Regions from separate parts of the Mus musculus genome. Here region 2 is linked to region 1. The links are chromatin loops, found by intact Hi-C in ENCODE. Cell type or tissue: left cerebral cortex. All regions are shown on one strand.

The links. Hi-C counts contacts between places; a loop is a spot of excess contacts. Peaks named below come from ENCODE experiments on the same cell type or tissue, not always from the same donor. Only the 100,000 strongest peaks of a DNase experiment are listed, where the experiment ranks them.
Region 2: it touches region 1 in a loop (9-fold over the local background); 2 of 42 quality-filtered maps call a loop at or near these places.

Annotation. Positions count from the first base shown.
Region 1 is chr9:88,226,519-88,230,518 of GRCm38, forward strand. No RefSeq gene overlaps it. Among named protein-coding and RNA genes, the nearest start is that of Gm28231, 31 kb to the right of the region's middle. In left cerebral cortex, a CTCF peak has its summit at 2,208; no DNase peak of the experiment used is centred here.
Region 2 is chr9:87,253,853-87,257,852 of GRCm38, forward strand. Cep162 (centrosomal protein 162) reads right to left here and starts at 1,680. Exons shown (of 27, transcript NM_199316.2): 1 at 1,411-1,680; 2 at 80-196. The coding sequence starts at 136. In left cerebral cortex, a CTCF peak has its summit at 1,961 (motif pointing left); DNase peaks (open chromatin) are centred at 1,542 and 1,690; H3K4me3 peaks cover 1,425 bases; H3K27ac peaks cover 1,232 bases.

The DNA.
Region 1 (4,000 bases):
GCATCAAATAATTTCCAACGAAGTACAAACCAATCTCCTCATACACAGGCAGCCTCCGCGCAAGACTTCCCACAGCCGCTGTTGGCCTCTCTGGTGAACCTGCCATCCTGGGCTACACAATTAGGCGCCATCTCTGGCTCCCGTGTCCATACCTGTGGATCTTCTAGCGCCATCTCTGGCTCCTGTGCCCATACCTGTGGATCTTCTAGCGCCATCTCTGGCTCCTGTGCCCATACCTGTGGATCTTCTAGCTGTCTGCAACCTGTGAGCCATGGGAGGGCTGACCTTGAGGTTTTTCGCCTTCCTTTTTTTTTTTTCCTTTTTAAGTAATTTATATTTTTATTTGACGAGCATTGGTGTTTTGCCTGCATGGATGTCTGTGTGAAGGAGCCAGATCTTGGAGTTACAGACAGTCTGAGCTATAACTCCGGTGCTGAGAGTTATATCCAGGTCCTCTGGAAGAGGTCAGTTCTCTTACCTGCTGAGCCTTTCACTCTTTCATCTCCATGCTCGCTCTGCGTTTCCATCATTGGCCGACAGAAGATGCTTAATGCCTACTTGCTGAATAAAAGGCACCTGGCCAGCTCTCCCATTACTAGTGGCTGTTTCAAGGTGGTTAAATGAGCTTTTCCTTTACCTAGCTATTGTGTGACTTTTTAGAGTCGTGAACAAACAACACCTATGTGCCCCAGTTGGTTGGCCTTCCTTACAGGAGCGCTCTGACTCCAGGGCGACTGTATCACTGAGTAACCTGTCCCAACACAGGTCATGGCTCAGGAAACTTGTCTTGGAGCTCTCTGCCCAACTTTCAGGCAGCTCTGCTGAGCCACAGTCTCCTCCATCTGGCAGTTGTCCCTGTTGGGATGTGAGGCTTGTAGATCTTGTAGTTTTCAGGAGCTTCCTGGGACTTTTAAATTGCATTTACTTCCTGAGTCAGCTTCCTTCCATGAGGTAATGCTTTAATTTCAAGGAAACAGATACATCACATTAACTTAATCCCAACACCCTATAATCCATATAGGTTCCAATGAAAGAGCTGGCAACCTAGAAAAGTCCTGGCTTTGGTACACCTCAGAGAAGGGCATGCTAAGTTAAATGGCCTATTTCTTGGTACTGGTCCTCTGGAACAGGGACAGCCCAGAGGACTTCTTTGGGCTGCCTTCACCCATTCATATCCCAGCAGGCTCCTGGGACAGCAGACGAAGGACATGTCCTCAAGATCAATGGCCCCAGTGTCTCTGCAGCTCCATCTGCAGGCTGCTCTGGCTCCCTGGGCTGGGTCATGCCTGGCTTGCAGAACTGGCTACACCTCCAGCAGGACGGCCCAACCCAGTTTGGTTTCCTGGTCTTAATGCCTGTCTTGTGGTCACAATCCTGACATTGGCTGTAAGCTTCCAACCTAGGCTATGAGCAATGTCCCCTGTGTTCCAGGTCCTGGCCTTATGATTTATAGATTTCTCACATTTGAATTTAGCTTGAGAATCTGAGCTGAGATTTTTTTTTAATTAATGCCAGTAGAAAACAGTGTTTTCAGAGTCTTAAGTAACTGGAGCTGTTCATCTGGCCCTACGTTGACAGATCTTTAAAGTAAAAGCAGACATCACAACACCTAAAACTGCAGCTCCTGGATCTAGTGCCCATCTCAGAGCCAAACATCTCCACTCTAATGAAGCTCGCCTTGCCAGAGACCAGGGTTTGTCTTGGATCTGATTTTGCTGTAGCTGTTGGATCACTTAACATTATAACTAGAAAATTCCTTCCTTTCTTTAAGGATGCCCACTGTTTCCTGACATTTCTCCTCCTCTACTGTTTCCATAAATAGCAATAGTCAGTTTCGACATTAATATCAACTTAAAAACTAGCTGTGGCCAGGCAAAGCGCTTAATCATAGGATGGCAACAGTGATTTTGCAAACACCACATCTGTCCCCTTTCCCAGTACTTTACAAGAAACTCTTCATTGAAAACATCTAGACTGCCCTTTCCAGTTTGAGGAGGGCCAGAATTGACTTGCAAATGCAAACTAAACCTGGAAGAAGAAATGGCAGTTTGAGGAAGATGCAACACCCACATTCTGGAAAGCATCGTTGGAAAATCAGCCAACTCATGACTTTTAGTCACTGAATGAATGTCCTCAACAATTGGGCCAGCAAGATGTCTCAGCCAGTGGATGGTGCCTGCCTCCAAATGTAACAACCAAGTTTGTCCCCTAGTGGTTGAAAGAGAAAACAAATGCCAGCAAGGTGTCCTCTGACTTCCATACACTCACACATACATGATAAAAATAAATCAAGCCAGGCGTGGTGGCACATGCCTTTAATCTCAGCACTCAGGAGGCAGAGGCAGGCAGATTTGAGTTCGAAGCCAGCCTGGTCTACAGAGTGAGTTCCAGGACAGCTAGGGCTACACAGAGAAACCCTGTCTCGAAAAGCAAAAAAATAAAAAATAAAAAAATTTTAAAAAACCATAAAAATAAAAAATAATAAATCAATAACATTTAAATGTTTTCATTCTCTCAAGCCTTCATAAAAGCAGAGTGGTAAAAATGCTACAGTTCTTTGATAACACAGTTGAGTGTGTAAAGAGCAAGTGGGTTTCATGAACCTGATCCACCATCTCTTTATACAGATTATGATTACAAATAATGAAACCAGTTCCCATATGTGCCTTGTGGAACTGGTCTGTAGCAACTGGCCTTAGGTAATCTGAGTAAATACACAATGACAGCAACAATGACTATACTATATGAATGCCTATACATATTTCAATACTATACTATTGAAATGGTTTACTGGGGCTACATACATGGAATGCAACAGATTGGCTGGCTCAGCAACCAAAGCTTATTATCTCACAGATTTTGAGGCTACAAAACACAGATGGAGATATTAGTAAGGTTGGCTCCTTTAAAGACCCTAAGGGAACAGTTTGCCCCAGGCTCCTGACCTTGGCTTGTGGATAGCCATCTTCCCTCTGTATCTCTTAATATTATCATCTCCCTATGTGTATCTGTCTCTGTCCAAATCACCCTTGCATAAGTATAAGAGTCAAACTGAGTCAGGGCCACCCTAATGATCTTATTTTAACTGTGGTACCTCATGAAAGACCCAATCTCCATGTAAGGTCATACTCTGGAGAGTTTTGACCCCAATATAAAATGGGAAAAAGACTTAAAGGGACAACTCAACTTAACTCCTACATAATATGTTCACACATCTACATTTTTTCACTTTAGAAAGGATGTAAAAAATATATATATATACATATATATATATATATATATATATATATATATATTATAAAAGTAAATTTAGATCTTCCCACATGCCTTAAACAGAGGTACCACAGTGGCCCCTAATGTTTCATCCTATGCCCTGGACTGGACAGAGGAGCCCCAGAGCATGCCCAGTTGCGATATCAAGCTGCAAAAACGAAGGACAGGAACCTACTCCAGAGTGATGATACACTTCTGTTCTTCCAATACGCCAGAGACTGAAGCAGGAGGATTGCTGTGAATTCTAAGGATCAGACATTGGACTTGTTCCAAGCAGCTCACATCTGAACACAGGATGGGAACACTTGTGGCTTGGTGCACAGCCTTTGCCTCAGGCAGCTTCAGGTCTGTTTTATCTGCCTCCTCCAGTCTATCCCTGCTGAGGGAACAGCATGTTCAGTTCTCCAGAAGAACAACAGGTGTGCTTTGTAACCCAGTTCCACTTCTAATGAGCCATGTGATTTCCTCAAGTTCCTGAGATGGCACCAGGTTGTAACAAGAGGACTAAGAATTGTAAGCTTCGTTTCCTCTTTCCTGCCTCCTTTGTTGACAGTGCTACCATGAGGTAGAGTCAGGTATGAGAACTTTCTTTAAACACAGAGACAGACAGACAGACAGACACACACACACACACATACACACACATATATGTGTGTATGTGTGTGTGTGTGTATATATATATATATAAAATGTTCATTAGTGTTTTGCCTGCATGTATATCTGTGCA
Region 2 (4,000 bases), 970 kb before region 1:
TTCAGAAGAAAGCACTCAAGGATGGATCTTACAAGATGAATTTACAATAAATATTACAATAAATACAGCTTGAGCTTACCTCCTTCATAAACCGTTCAAATTCTTCATCAAGGTCTACTTTGAAATAGTGAGCCATGGTTAGTAATTTTCACGTCACAAAGCAAGTATCTTAAAATTATTCACAGCATTGGAAACACTAAATGACAGAAACAGATGGAAAAATAAACACCTCTGGAGGAAAACAATCATTAAACATCATTAAAACAACACTACTTTAAACTTCAACTTCTCAAGACAGTTTTATATATGTACACACATATATATGATGTAACTTGACAGTTATATTGCAATTACGAGACACCATTGGAGGTCTAATTCATTGAAGCTAACTGACTTGGGAAAGTAGCTTATGAAGTATGTCTTCTCAAGGTTGATCATTACATTTCATCCAGTCGCTAAGAGGTGGGCTCCAGGATCTTTTCCACTGTATATGTATTTGTCTCTGCTAATACCTCTCAGAATCCAGGTCCTCACAGAGAATATTAAAAAAAAAAAAATTAAAAGAGCAGGAGTGGAAAGACTAATATTTTTTCTTGTAAAGCACAGTATACAGGTTGTGCTTCCGGATTCACGTATTTTCAAATTAAGGGTTTTGCAAAATAGACTTTCTATAATCAGGATTTTTTTCCAGACATAAACTAAGTGAATTTATAAGACTCAGAATATAATAAAGAATTTAGTGGTGCATCCCAGAGATTTCTACACTTAGGAGACAGACAGCTCTTTAGTTGGGAGGTTAGCCTGAGTTACAAGCCTGAATTTCAGGTTAGTCTGAGCTATATAGTGCAATCCTGTCTTAAAACATCCCCAACGAGCACAGAATACCCTTGGAAGTTAATGACACACATTAACTACTATTTATGTTTCTCTTGAAGCAAAGGCAGGCTAAAAGAAACAATGCCGCGAGCACCTTTAATGGGATCTAGTCAAGTTGTCTCAAAGCTGGACTTCAGCTAGGAGAGGCCATCTTCAGATCTGTCCTAAACCTTTGGATTTAACTCTTTAGGGCAACACGAACAAACGCTAGTTTTCTTTTCTAAGGGACGGCAGCAGGTTTGCCCACCATCTTTCAGTGGAATACTTAGTGCTTTTATTTGCATTTTCGACTAAGAGGTCTTAGGGTCAGGATGAGGAGTTGGACAAACAGGTTAGTCAGAGGCAAACCCCACGAAAGGGCCCTCAGCTCAGTCCAGGCTGCAGGAAGCGCAGATTTGGGGGCTAGCTCGAAGCAAAGACTTGGAGTCCCGACAGAGGAGCGGAGTAATGCGCAAAACAAAGTTCGGAGACCCTGCCTGAGGTACAACCTGGAAACAACAACAGGGTCGCAGACAGCCACAACGCCTCACCTACCTGCTCCTGGGAGCCCGCGCTCTCCCGGAAAGTCCCGGCGAGCGGGCTGTTGTCAGGGCAACAGACCCCTACAGGCGGGCTCCCGGGTGTCACGTGATCCTGCCTGCCACGTGACCCAGGGAGCAGCCAGACAAGCTGTCAGTCTTCTGGTGACTCTCAAATAAAGATTGGAACCTTCACGGCTCTGCAGGATGTGGCGGCCGTAAGGGACGTGGGCGCGGCAGCAGTGTGCACATCCCGCTTTCTCTTACTCCCGGAAATCCCGAGCTCAGCTAGCCGGCCGGGAAGACCCAGGCGCAAGCGCACCATCTAGAGCCAGCGCGTGGCTTTCTGGGAGTTGTAGTTTAGTCCCTTTGTGCTCGTCCTTCCGCAGCGAGCTGCTCTTCTTTCCAGCCTTTCCCACCCTTTTCATTTGAAGGCTACTGTCCAGGTTGAAAGTTTTAAAAACGGTGTAAGAGGGTTGATTTCCTTCAAGTAATAAGCCTTGTGTGGGTGTTATGAGAAAAGTACAAATGCATTAGAAATAATTCCGGTGTTAGAAGAGATGTCCGCCACCCAGTGGACAAGCATTTGAAAATACACAATACCAAGATTCTCAGTGAGAGCCTTGCACTAGTTCAGCAGCTCTGGTTTTTCTGGTATCCTGCTTTTCAAAGCTCTCTTCTGCAGTGGTTTGCTTGAGTTTTTATTTTATTTTACTTTTTTACCCGCTCTCTCTCTCCTCTTTCTTTCGCTCTCTGGATACGTATACACAGGCACACCAAATCAGAAGACAACATTTTGGAATGAAAGTAAAATCTTCAAACAGTAAAGGTCTTTGCCTCTGGTATACATAGTTCTGTACCTCCTTTCTGGCCTGAACTTTTCACTCAACAATGCATATTGACATCTGAGTGTGTACAAGCCAGAAACTATCCGATTAAAATGCAATAATAGAGACCTGTTTTAAGCTACCATTTTAAGCTTGGTGAGAGCATTATGTACATTATTTAAATTTTACAATTTACAAGTCAACTTAATTCAGCTTATGGCTTTTCTTTTAGTACATACTGAATTGAGCACATTCCATGCCCTATAGACGTGGGTTCCGTGAAGCAGACAAGTAGCCCAGACAACTGTTAAAGGAGTGCGGCAAGAAGAGCTATGGTGGCTAGTCATGTACACAAGCTGAGAAAGTTGGGGGATTTTTTTCCACTTGAGGTCTCATTTCAGTCTCACTCACCATAGTTATTTTTTACCATCAACTTGTTAGGGTCCAAGATCTTGGGAGAATGATACCCTAAACTAAGTAGTATGCAAAAGCAAAGAATGTTTATTCAGCAGAATTTCCTGCAAGGAGGGGTCTCCTCATTCAGGAATGGACACATGTAGTGAGTGGGCTTGCAGGCCTAGCTTTTATATTTGTCAGTTAGGGGAATTCCAGGGAGGAATTTGTGCCATTTTGCCTTGATTGGTTAGCTCTATCTCTAGAAGTTTGACTGATTCTACAATTGGTTAGGGCTCTGGAGACTTCCCAGGTTTGGGGTGGGGAGGGATCTCTTATCCATTCTAGATACCTATTCTTACTTCAGGCCAGATGACAAGGTGTCCACAGATTGGCTGCCTGTGGCTTGGTTTGCTGACCACAGGTTCCTGGACTTAGGGTCTCATTTCTGGGAAACAGAAAGTTAGGCCTCGTCTCCCAAACTGTTAGTTTATTTTCACCTTATCCATCTTTCGTTAGATTTTCCAATTCAGCTTTACCCGCACCAGACTACTAAAACAATTCTTGGTGGGGGTTGCTAATTTTCTCATAGGGTGTTGCAAGATTGTAGAAAACAAATTTCTATGACATAACCTTAGTTAATATGAAAACCCTATTTGTGCTTGTTCTAGATTTCCCTTTGAGCTCTAGTGTTCTCTTACGCGCGTTTGCGACCGGCCAGGAAAGACGCAACAAGCCAGAATCTTCTGCGGCAAAGCTTTATTGCTTACTCAGGAGCAAGAGAGGAAGAGCGCGGCAGAGAGAGGCAGAGAGGAAGAGAGAGAGAGACGCAGAGAGAGGCAGAGAGAGGGGCAGAGAGAGAGAGGCAGAGAGCAGAGGAAGAGAGCAGAGGAAAAGACGAAGAGAAAGAGACAAAGAGACGAAGAGACGAAGAGAGGGAGTGCCAGAACCCCGTCCCTTTTAAGGAGAATTATCCTCCACCTAGGACGTGTCACTCCCTGATTGGCTGCAGCCCATCGGCCTAGTTGTCATCACGAGAAAGGCAGAGCACATGGCGGGAAAACTGCCCCTGCACATGTGCAGATTATTTACTACTTAGAACACAGCTGTCAGCGCCATCTTATAATGGCAAATGTGAGTGCGGCTCCCCACAGTGTTCTATGTATGATAACCTAATTCATATATATTCACATAATACCCTAGAAACATCTCTCTGTAGACCAAGCTGGCCTCCAACTCAGAGATCCATATGCCTCTACCTCTTCAGTGCATGCACTATGCCCACCACACACTAGAGCCATCTCTAAAGTAATAGAAGCCTTGCGTTTTTGCTTGTGTGTATGCATGTGTGTGAGAACACCTGAGTGTGCATGTATATGGAGGTCA